Linked DNA regions of Homo sapiens: region 1 is linked to region 2. A link is a loop called in an ENCODE intact Hi-C map of the cell type or tissue named here. Cell type or tissue: prostate gland. All regions are shown on one strand. Links, peaks and the distances in the headings refer to the core of each region. The heading gives the core; the rest is flanking DNA. Region 1 overlaps ZNF541 (zinc finger protein 541). Region 2 overlaps BICRA (BRD4 interacting chromatin remodeling complex associated protein).

Region 1 (5,364 bases), core at 95-5,094, 160 kb after region 2:
GGATGAGTAGCTTCCCATCATACCACAGCTACCTCATTTTTGTTTTGTTAACATCTTTATTATTCAGGTGCCAAATAATGCACCATTTTATTTTTTATATATTTTTTAGAGATGGAGGGGGTCTCGCTATGTTGCCCAGCCTGGTCTTGAACCCCTGGGCTCAAGCAATCCTCTCATCTCGGCCTCCTAAAGTGTTGGGATTACAGGCATGAGCCACCATGCCCAGCCAAATCCACCACTTTATTTTATTTTTTAAATTTATTTTATTTATTTATTTATGATGGAGTCTCACTCTGTCGCCCAGGCTGGAATGCAGTGGTGCTATCTCAGCTCATTGCAACCTCCGCCTCCTGGGTTCAAGCAGTTCTCTGCCTCAGCCTCCGAGTAGCTGGGATTACAGGCATGCGCCACCACATCTGGCTAATTTTTGTGTGTTTAGTAGAGACGAGGTTTCACCATCTTGGCCAGGCTGGTCTTGAACTCCTGACCTCGTGATCCACCCGCCTCAGCCTCCCAAAGTGCTGAGATTGCAGGTGTGAGCCACTGTGCCTGGCCAAATTTATTTTTGAGACGGAGTCTCTCACTCTGTTGCCCAGGCTGGAGTATAGTGGTGCAATCTTGGCTTACTGCAGCCTCTGCCTCCCAAGTTCAAGCAATTCTCCTGCCTGGGCCTTCCAAGTAGCTGGGATTACAGGCACACATCACCATGCCCAGCTAATTTTTGTATTTTTAGTAGAGCCAGGGTGTCACTGTGTTGGCCAGGCTGGTCTTTCCTGACCTCAGGTGATGTGCTTGCCTCGGCCTCCCAAAGTGCTGAGATTACAGGCATGAGTCATGGTGCCTGGCCTGAATACACCATTTTAAAGTGTAGCGTTGGGTAATTTGTAGTATATTCACAAGATCGTGCAACCATCCCCACTCTTTGCCAGAACAGTTTCATCTCCCCAAAAGGAACCCCACATTTCTTAGTTGTCACCCACAATCTCGCCCTCCCCCCAGGGCCTGGCAGCCACGAGTCTCCTTTCTGTCTCTGTGGATGTGTCTGTTCTGGACATTGCATATGAGTGGAATCATGCACTCTGTGGCATTCGTATCTGGCTTCCTTCACTCAGCATGACGTTTTCCAGGCTCATCCGTGGGGTGGCAAACGGCAGAGCTGCATTCCTTTCCATGACTGAGTGATCCTCTGTTGGATGGATAAGGCCGCGTTTTATTTGTCTGTTCATCAGTGGATGGACATTTGGGTTGTTTCCACTTTTTGGCTATTTTGAATATGGTGCTGCTGTGAATATTCACCCATGTACAAATTTTTATGGGGATTTATGTTCTAGGAGTAGAATCGCCAGGTCGTACAGCAGTTCTGTTTTAGGTCTGAGGAACTACTAGGCTGTTTTGCTTGTTTCCTCTTCCCACCCACAGTGTATGAGGGCTCCACATTCTCCATGTCCTCACTAACACTTGTTATTGTCCGTGGTTTGTTTAAATTATAACTACCCTGGCGGGTGTGAAGCAGTATCTCATTGTGGTTTTGATTTGTATTTCCCCGTGGCTGCTGACGTTGAACACCTTTCTGTGTTCTTATTGGCCATCTGTGTATCTTTCTAGAAGAAATGTCTGTTCAGGTCCTTTGCTTATTTTTTAAAATCAGATTACTATTTTTTGAGTTCTCTATATATTCTGGATGCAAGACCCTTATCTGACACATGACTTGCAAATATTCTTTCATTTTGTGGTCTGTCTTTTCACTTTATTTATGATACCATTTGCAGGACAAAAGTTTTTATTTTTTATTTTTTATTTTTTTTTGAGACAGGGTCTCACTGTCACTCAGGCTGGAGTGAAGTTGTACGATCATGGCTCACTGCAACCTTGAACTCCTGGCTCAAGTGATTCTCCCACCTCAGCCTCCTGAGTCGCTGGGACCTCAGGCCCATGCCAGTATGCCAGGCCAATTTTTGTATTTTTTGTAGAGATGGGGTTTTGCCATGTTGCCCAGGCTGGTCTCAAACTCCTGGGCTGAAGCAATCCTCCCACCTCGGCCTCCCAAAGTCCTGGGATCACAGGCATGAGCCACCACGCCTGGCTAAAAGTTTTACATTTTGATGAAGTCTAATTTGTCTGTTTTGCTTTGGTGTCTTATCTAAGAAACCACTGTCTAATCCAAGGTCATGAAGATTTACTCTGATGTTTTCTTCTAAAAGTCTGTAATTTGAGCTCTTCTTGCCTCTTCATTTTGGATGTGTTGGTTCAGATGCATTTTCATCTTCAGGGTGGAAACATCTACAGGCTCCCCCATCCGGTGAAGGAAGAGAATGTGGCAGGCAGAGGGTAAGTTAAGAAGCCCCCGATCCTGCATGCACCCTGGCAGGAGTCCTCTGGCCTTCCTGTGCCGGCCCTGGACAAGTGAGTGGGGAGGATGCTTTCAGTCCTAATGGGATTAGGGTACAGCCTCCATTTTATAGGGTTTATCAAGAGTAGTCAGGCTGGACGCGGTGGCTCACGCCTGTAATCCCAGCACTTCAGGAGGCTGAGGCAGGGGGATCATTTGAGGTCAGGAATTCGAGACCAGCCTGGCCAACATGGTGAAACTCTGTCTCTACTAGAAATATAAAAATTAGCCACGTATATTGGCACACACCTGTAATCTTAGCTACTTGGGAGGCTGAGGCACGAAAATCACTTGAACCCAGGAGGTGGAGGTTACAGTGAGCCGAGATGGTGCCACCGCACTCCAGTCTGGGCAACAGAGTGAGACTCCATCTCCAAAAAAAAAAAAAAGTCAGTGGATTGGAGTTATAGACAAAAAAGAAAAAAAAACAACAAAAAATCAGTGATCAAGGACAGAGTCCTAATCTCCCACTCTTCTTTCCTGCCATGTCCCACAGTAACCAGCAAAACGGCAGTCCCACAGACTGGACGAAGCCCAGGAGCACTTTTGTCTGCAAGAACTGCAGCCAGATGTTTTATACGGAGAAAGGGCTGAGCAGCCACATGTGTTTTCACAGCGACCAGTGGCCGTCACCTCGAGGGAAGCAGGAACCGCAGGTGAAGGGGGACGACCAGTGGCTTGGTGGTTACTGGGTTTCTGGCAGGCCTGTGGGGAGTAAACGAGATTGGTGTCACTTATCTCAGGATGGGGACGTCACTCTGGGTCGGGGGCTGGAGTCAGGCTGTGTGGCTCTCCAGGGGCAGGCCATTGCCATGGGCTGCAGCAGCTCTCCAGCTTGGTCCATGCCACAGACTCACTGCTGTTTTCTATGACAGCTTTTTTTGCTGAAGCAGCTCTTCCTTTCCCCACCTACCTTATCTCTTAAAGAGCCATCTCTTCTCTTCTGTGTTTAGGTGTTTGGCACAGAGTTTTGCAAGCCGCTAAGACAGGTGCTGAGGCCAGAAGGGGACAGGCATAGTCCCCCAGGAACCAAGAAGCCCTTGGACCCCACAGCTGCAGCCCCTTTGGTGGTCCCCCAATCGATCCCCGTGGTTCCAGTGACCCGACACATAGGGAGCATGGCCATGGTGGGTGCTTGTCGGCCTGCCTCCTTCCTGCCACTGCCCGCAGCTGCTGGGGGAAGCCGTAGGAAAAACCCAAACCAGATACCACAGAAAATCTTTGACTCCAGGCTGGATGTGGTGGCTCATGCCTGTAATCCCAGCACTTTGGGAGGCTGAGGCGGGTGGATTGCCTGAGCTCAGGTATTCGAGACCAGCCTGGGCAACATGGTGAAACCCTGTGTCTACTAAAAATACAAAAAAATTAGCTGGGCATGGTGGCAGGCACCTGTAAACCCAGCTACTCGGGAGGCTGAGGCCCGAGAATCACTTGAACCCAGGAAGGAGAGGTTGCAGTGAGCTGAGATCACAACACTGCACTCTAGCCTGGGTAACAGAGTGAGACTCTGTCTCAAAAAAAAAAAAAAAAAAAAGAAAATCTTGATCCAGAAGAACCTGGTTTGCATGTTAATTCAGTCATTCAGCATTCACTGAGCCCCTCTGTGCCAGGCCCTGTGCTGGGTGGTGCTGGGGACACAGAGGTGACCACAATAGCCTGGGCCCTGCCTCCCAGGGCTCCTAGTCCAGTGGAGGAGACAGGCCTGTCCCCAGACAGTGACAACCCAGAGTGGGCAGAGCTGGGAGCAGAGGGAGCCCAGAGAGTTCCCAGGGGGCTCCTGACCCAGCCTGAGGAGGTAAGGGAGGGCTTCCTGGAGGAGGAGGTATGGGATCTGAGACCTAGAGGATGAGGAGGAGTAGGGCTGGCAGAGCGGAGAGGAGATTTTGTGGAAGTGAGAGAGAGCATGGTGAGTTACGAGTGATCAGTCTCGTAGGGCTTGTCTCTGCAGCCTGTACTGGAGGACCCCCTACTGAAGAAGCTCCTGCTGGACTCGGGGACACAGTCCGTGGACCTGAAGGTCCCCTGAGTCAGTGGCTGGGTCATTTCGGTGCTTGTCATTTGGGTGGAGCAGCATTTCTTTCTTCACCGTCACACTGTATCTCTGGGGATCTCTCTCTTTTTAAGGGCCAGTCATCTTAATGATTGAGGCTATTCTTACACAGAGTCAGGGGCTCTGCTGGGGCAGTGGGTGCAGGAGAAGGCTGCAGCCGGATCATCGCCAGGCTCAGTACGTCAGGTCTGGCTCAGGTGTGGCCAGCCTCCTTTGCCGGGCGTGCATTTCCTAGTTTCCTGTCTCTGGCCGGTCTCCTTTTCCTGCTCTCTTTCCATCCTGGAGATGGAGTGGTGCAGTAGGTGGCTTCAGGCGACCACCTGTGGTTCTAAACTTCTTCAGGGACAAGAGAAAGACGGGGAGGAGCGAGACAGCAAGGAGAGCAGCCAGCAGAGAAAGCGGAAGAAGCGGCCCCCACCCTCCACGGCTGGGGAGCCTGGCCCTGCAGGATGCCACCAGAGCCGCCTGCGGTCACCCATGTTCCTGGTGGACTGCCTCCTGAAGGGCTTATTCCAGTGCTCCCCCTACACACCACCCCCAATGCTCAGCCCCATCCGGGAGGGCTCTGGGGTGTACTTCAACACCCTCTGTTCCACGTCCACTCAGGCCAGCCCTGACCAGCTCATCAGCTCCATGCTCGGTGAGTGAGGCTGGGGCACTCACTCTGTGATCCCAGGGTGGATTGCCTGCGGACCACAGCCACTCTACCTTGTAGCATTGGGTTCAGTGATTGTCTCCTGCCTGGGTGTACCTAGTCTGAGGGTTCCTTTGCTATTCAGATGTGCCCCAGGACTGATCTAAGTGCCTTCTAGTGCATAGAATTTTACAGCCCGAAAGAAAACGTAGAGGCCATTTAGCCTGACCATGCTTCTGCCTGCCCTTCTGTGTCATTTTCTTTTTCTTTTTTGAGGCAGGGTCTTGCTCT
Region 2 (5,364 bases), core at 74-5,073:
AAAGATTCCAGAACATATCAGGCCCCGAGGGTGTCAGATAAGAGATTGTAAGCTGATCATCATAACCCCCACTTTACAAAATGAGAATACAGAGACACAGAGAAGGTAAGTAACTTGCCCAAGGTCACACAGTTAGTAAGTGGCAGAGCCAGGATTTAAACCAAGACTCCAGCATCGAGCCCCTAACCACGGAACTACCCTTCCTCTCCTACCCTAGAGACTTCAGACTCGCTCCTGGCCCCTCCTTCACTATGGCCACCCCTTTGCACTCATTTAAGTACCAATGACTACTTTTTCAAAATTAAGGTCCAGAGCTCGACGTAAAAAGCCTGCGCCTGGCAGCACAAAGCAGGGACCATGCTTTTATCCAGGGAAGCCCTGGAGTTGGAATGTGGGCAAAGGCTAAGGGAATATTCTGGAAACTCTGGCAGCTGGGATCTGCCTGTACCGTTTCCTGCAGACAGGAGACTAGAGTGAGGCCAGCGAGCCACCTAAGGTGCAACACTTAAGGAGGTGCTCACTCTCAGGGTCCCCAAGCAAAGGACTGGCACCCAAGAGTGGGCGTTACCTTATATATTTTGCAACCTAGGCGCCTGCTCTCCTGTTTTGTGTCCCACGGGGGTGGCAGAAATATTCCCCCCATCCCAGAGTGGTGGGGGTGGAAGGGCCACACAGGGATGGAGGAAGATGGATGTGGGCTATCTGGTCTGAGAGGCGGGAGGTCAGGGGAGGCACAGCTGCCAGCAGGAAGGTGGAGCTGGGGCACCGCCTAGTGGTGGAGTGAGGTAGGGCCACACACCCACTCCCCGCCCTGAATCTAACTCTTCTGCCCAGGTGGGGTGGGGGCACCTCTCCCTCCCCTCCCCTCTCACTCCCCCCTCTCACCCGGCTTCTCCTTGGCCAGCTGTTTATCCAAGGCAAGGGTGGTCTTCTCCTCCTGAATGAACATTCGGTCGATCATTACCATCTCCGCTGAGGGGCTCACCCTCTGGGGTGGGGGAAAAGACGACGTGCGAGTGAACCAGCAAGAAGGGGGAAGGGGCGCGAGCGACGGGGACGATGCGTGCAAGGTCCAAACTGTCCTTGTGATGGGAGCTCCCGCCTCCCTCCCAACCTCCCTCCCGGGGCTAGGAGGGGCGGGAGGCTCCACCTTGCCCAGAGCGGGTGAGGGAAAGGGGCAGTGTCCCAGCGAGGAGGAGCCCAGAGGCGAGGAAGGCGACTCTGACCCTACCCGGGACTCCTCCAGGAGCAGGAGCCGATATTTATTGAGCATGGCCTGGGTGCGTTTCAGCAGCTGCGTGGAGACCGTCTCAAACTCCTCGTCCACTGCGAGGAAGGGAAGAGAGGCAAGGGCGGAGATGTTGGGGGCGGCCGCGGATGCGCAGGAAGGAGGGCGGGGCAGGGTCAGCATAGCGCACCGTGGACCTGCGGCTCCACACTGGCGACGCCCCGCCCCACGGGCTGGGGTCCCCTGGGACATATAGGGCCGTGTCCTGGGGAGGCCTCACCTTTGTGGTAGTCACTGGGGGAGGGGAGGGCGCCCTGGTAGACATGGTAGGGCAGGAGGCGATGCAGGGCGTCCTCAAAGGAGGGGAAGGCCGTCTTGTAGTCGGGGTGCAGGACGGAGCCCTGGTGTTTGTGCAAATGCTCCAGGAAACTGCGGGTGGAAAGGGGAGAGACCACACACGGCGGAGGGTGGGGGGGACGGGTGAGGGCCAGGGGAAGTCCCTGAACCCTCAGCCCCAGGCCGCAACTGAACACAACAGCGGGAAGGGGAATACTTGGGCAGTGGTGTTCCCATGTACTGAACGTGCTTGTTCCATCTCACTGAGTCCCTGGGGCCGACCAAAGCAGTGCTATCGCTATCCCCATTTTACAGAAAGGGAAGGTGAGGTCGAGGAAGTGAAGTCACTCCTCTCCAAAGCACGTAAGGGAGGAAGAGCAGAGCGGGAAGTGAGGCCAGAGCCTGGAAGCTGCTATTCTGCCTCCTGCCACCTGGGGCCAGTGTGGCTCCACCGTGCCTCCTCCAAAGTGCAGCCTTCGGGAAGAAGGGAGGGAGGCTGGATCCTGTCTTCTCACGGGCCGCTTTTGTAGCCCATGTTACAATGGGTTTTGTCTGTTGGCAGTGTGACTGTCTCCCCCACCAGGCAGGCCCAACTCCACCCTCGGCTAAAAACCAGCAGCCTCTCTGCACTGTGGGGGCAGGGACTTTGTGTCACTTACTCCTGTGTTCCCAACATGGGGCTCAGGCCTGGGCACTGAGTGGGGACTTAATTCACACTCCTAGGCCAAGCAGAGGCTCACGCCTGCAATCCCAGCGCTTTGCGGGGCCGAGGCAGAAGGATTGTCTGAGCCCAGGAGTTCAAGGCCAGCCTGGGCAACACAGCAAGACCCTGTCTCTACAAAAATTATTTAAAAATTAGCCGAGTGTGGTGGCACGTGCCTGTAGTCCCAGCTACTCAGGAGACTGAGGTGGGAGGATCACTTGAGACTAGGAGTTTCAGACCAACCTAGGCCGGGCATGGTGGCTCACACTTGTACTCCCAGCACTTTGGGAGGCTGAGATGGGTGGGTCACCTGAGGCCAGAAGTTCAAGACCAGACTGGCCAACATAATGAAACCCCGTCTCTACTAAAAATACAAAAATTAGGCAGGTGTGGTGGCATGCACCTGTAATCTCAGCTACTCGGGAGACTGAGGTAGGAGAATCACTTGAACCCAGGAGGCAGAGGTTGCAGTGAGCCGAGATTGTACCACTGCACTCCAGCCTGGGTGACAGAATGAGACTTCGTCTCCAAAAACAAAACAAAACAAAAACAAAACCAACCAGCCTGGGCAACATAGTAAGACCTTGTCTCCACAATATATATAAAAAAAAATTTTTTTTTTTTGGGTGAGGGCATGCAGTCTTGCTCTGTCGCCTGGGCTGAAGTGCAATGGCATGATCTCGGCTCACTGCAACCTCTGCCCCCCGGACTTATATGTTTTTAAAAAAACACTCATGGTGGGCTGGGCGTGGTGGCTCACACCTGTAATCCCAGCACCTTGGGAGGCCGAGGCAGGTGGATCACTTGAGGCCAACATGGTGAAACTCCATCTCTACTAAAAATACAAAAATTAGCCGAGCATGGTGGCAGACGCCTGTGGTCACAGCTACTTGGGAGGCTGGGGCAGGAGAATCACATGAACGGGGGAGGCGGAGGTTGCAGTGAGCCAATATTGTGCCATTGCACTCTAGCCTAGGTGACAGAGTAAGATTCTGGCTCAAAGAACCCCCCCTAAAACAAAACAAAAAACCCTGGTGGTGGAAGGAGGGCAGGAGAGAGGGCAGGCAGGCATCCAGCATTTACCCATCCATCCGCCCAGACTCCCATCCATCCATCCCCAAACACCCCCCCCATCATCCTCCCAACAGCCATGTCCACCCACTCACTTCCCCCACCCATCACTTCACCCACCCAGTGGGGCTCAGCACCGACGCGGCCCAGCCGTGTGGGAGACATGGAGGGCACAGCAACAACCAGGATGGACCAAACTGCCGCCCTCCTGAGCCCCAGCCTGGCGGAGCCACAGCCCACCCTCCCTCCACCACTCTCTGGTCACCCCATTTTCCAGAGGGGGAAACTGAGGGTCTATGAGGGAACTACATCGCTACCAAGAGGTGGAGCTGGGCTTGGCACTTGGGCCTGCCCAACTCTGCTTCTGGAGGGTGGCCCCATGCTCCCCCAGGTCTCTGGAAGGTACAGGGCAGGCATGCAAGGATGGGGTGTGGACTCACCAGGCTTCCTTGCTGGGCTGAAGCGTGGGGGGCTTCTTCAGGCCACTCAGTTTGCTCTCATACTGGGAGAAGAAAGGCGAGTGAGAGGCCTTTGCCTCCAGAAGCCTTCCCTCCCCCGACCAGCTTCCCCTCTAGCCTAGGATAAAGACGGGACAGGGGACCAGTGTCTCACCCAGGTGGGGGCCTGGCCCCAGCTACAGGATCCCCTGCCCATCACAATGAACCCCAGGGGAAGACCTGGGCTGGGCTGGGGAGTGGACGGAGAGGGTGACAGGCAGGCTGGAGCCCTGGGTGTCCTCTGCCTGGGTTCCCTCCGTCCCCTCGCCCAGGGCTGCCTCTGTGTGACCTCCCTCCTCTGCCGGATGCCTGCTTCCCACATCACCGCCCAGCACCCAGTGCCCCTGCCTCGCACAGTCTCTCTCCCAGTGTGGCTCCTGTCGTTTCGCCCCCCCGCCTCCCTTCCTGGCTTCCCCTCTTGTCCTCAGCGTCTGGCCTTCATTCTGGCATCTCCATCTCTGAGCTTCTCCCGGCCTCTTGGGTCCTGGTCCTCCCACCTGCTCCTCTCCTTGTCTTCTGTCTCCCCCACGTCTTACATCTACAAGTGGCCTCGGCCTCAGCTGTCCCCACCCTCTCACCCTTTCATTCTCGGTCCCTGATCTGCTCCGTCTCCGGTCTGTCTCATCTAAACCCGCCTTTCCTGTCCTGAGCTCACATCTTGTCATCTCAGCCCTGTCCTTCCCGTCCTGTGTCCATATCACCTGCTCTTTCCCCAGTCATAGTCCCTTACACTGTTGCCAGTAGTCTTGGTGCCGTCTCCGTCCCACCGTCTCCGTGTTTCTCCCTCATCTCTGGCTGCCTGTCTGGGTGTCATTCTGCCCTTCCTGTCCCTGCACGGCTGTTCGTGGTGTCTCAGCTGCCTGATGGTCCCAGCTTCATCCTGTCCGCGTCTTCCAGTGTCTCCCTGCCCCTGCCAGCCCCAGTTCCCAGTTCCCGAAGACTCCTGGTCCTGTCCTGACCCCTGCTCTAAGGGCCCCTTACCTGCAGCCCGGAGGGCTTCCCTGGCCCGGAGGAAGCGGCCTTGGCCACATTCAGGGTCGGGAGGTTGCTGGCAAAAGCCTTGTTCTCGGCTGGAAGCAGAGGAGGGAGGCCTGGGGGTGGGTGGGGTGGGGGAGACAGGGCCTGCGGTCACTGCATGAAGGCCCCCTCCTCAAACGGGAGCCCCATCCTGTACCCCACCGCTCTCCTCCTGGCCCTCCGGCCCTTCAAATCTGGGGCCAGCCCTGCCACCTCTGGCCTTCCTGTGTCCCTTGAGTTCTGGCTGATGCCCTGTGCTGAGTCCCACAGCCCTGCCCCAGCCCATTCTCCCTGCTCAGCCCCGCCCACCCATCTTCAGGCCCCGTCTCCCTGGGCACATAGGCGACCTCTCTCCTACCTGTGGCGGCCATGGGTGCCGGGGCGGGGGCGTGGCTGGGGGCAGTGGGGGTCCCAGATGGGGCCTGCCCACTGACCAGCACAGACGCAGCGGGGCTGGTGAGGGGCCCCAGGCTGGTGGAGGTCTGCGGGGCGGCAGGGGCCCCCCCAGCCTT

Evidence for each region. A loop is a pair of places that touch in the nucleus more often than their neighbours do. Peaks named below come from ENCODE experiments on the same cell type or tissue, not always from the same donor. Only the 100,000 strongest peaks of a DNase experiment are listed, where the experiment ranks them.
Region 1: a loop joins it to region 2, with 3 times the contacts of the local background. A loop is called at or near these places in 15 of 110 quality-filtered maps.

The regions. Positions count from the first base shown.
Region 1 is chr19:47,537,857-47,543,220 of GRCh38, reverse strand. ZNF541 (zinc finger protein 541) reads left to right here. Exons shown (of 17, transcript NM_001277075.3): 6 at 2,270-2,328; 7 at 2,886-3,045; 8 at 3,343-3,516; 9 at 4,782-5,079. Among named protein-coding and RNA genes, the nearest start is that of NAPA, 25 kb to the right of the region's middle. In prostate gland, for the core only: a CTCF peak has its summit at 2,307; no DNase peak of the experiment used is centred there.
Region 2 is chr19:47,694,927-47,700,290 of GRCh38, reverse strand. BICRA (BRD4 interacting chromatin remodeling complex associated protein) reads right to left here. Exons shown (of 15, transcript NM_001394372.1): 9 at 5,211-5,364; 10 at 4,817-4,926; 11 at 3,779-3,840; 12 at 1,509-1,657; 13 at 1,232-1,326; 14 at 886-988. Among named protein-coding and RNA genes, the nearest start is that of EHD2, 16 kb to the left of the region's middle. RefSeq lists enhancers at 625-919, 653-1,193, 1,194-1,736. In prostate gland, for the core only: CTCF peaks have their summits at 770 (motif pointing left) and 2,003; a DNase peak (open chromatin) is centred at 2,020; H3K27ac peaks cover 967 bases.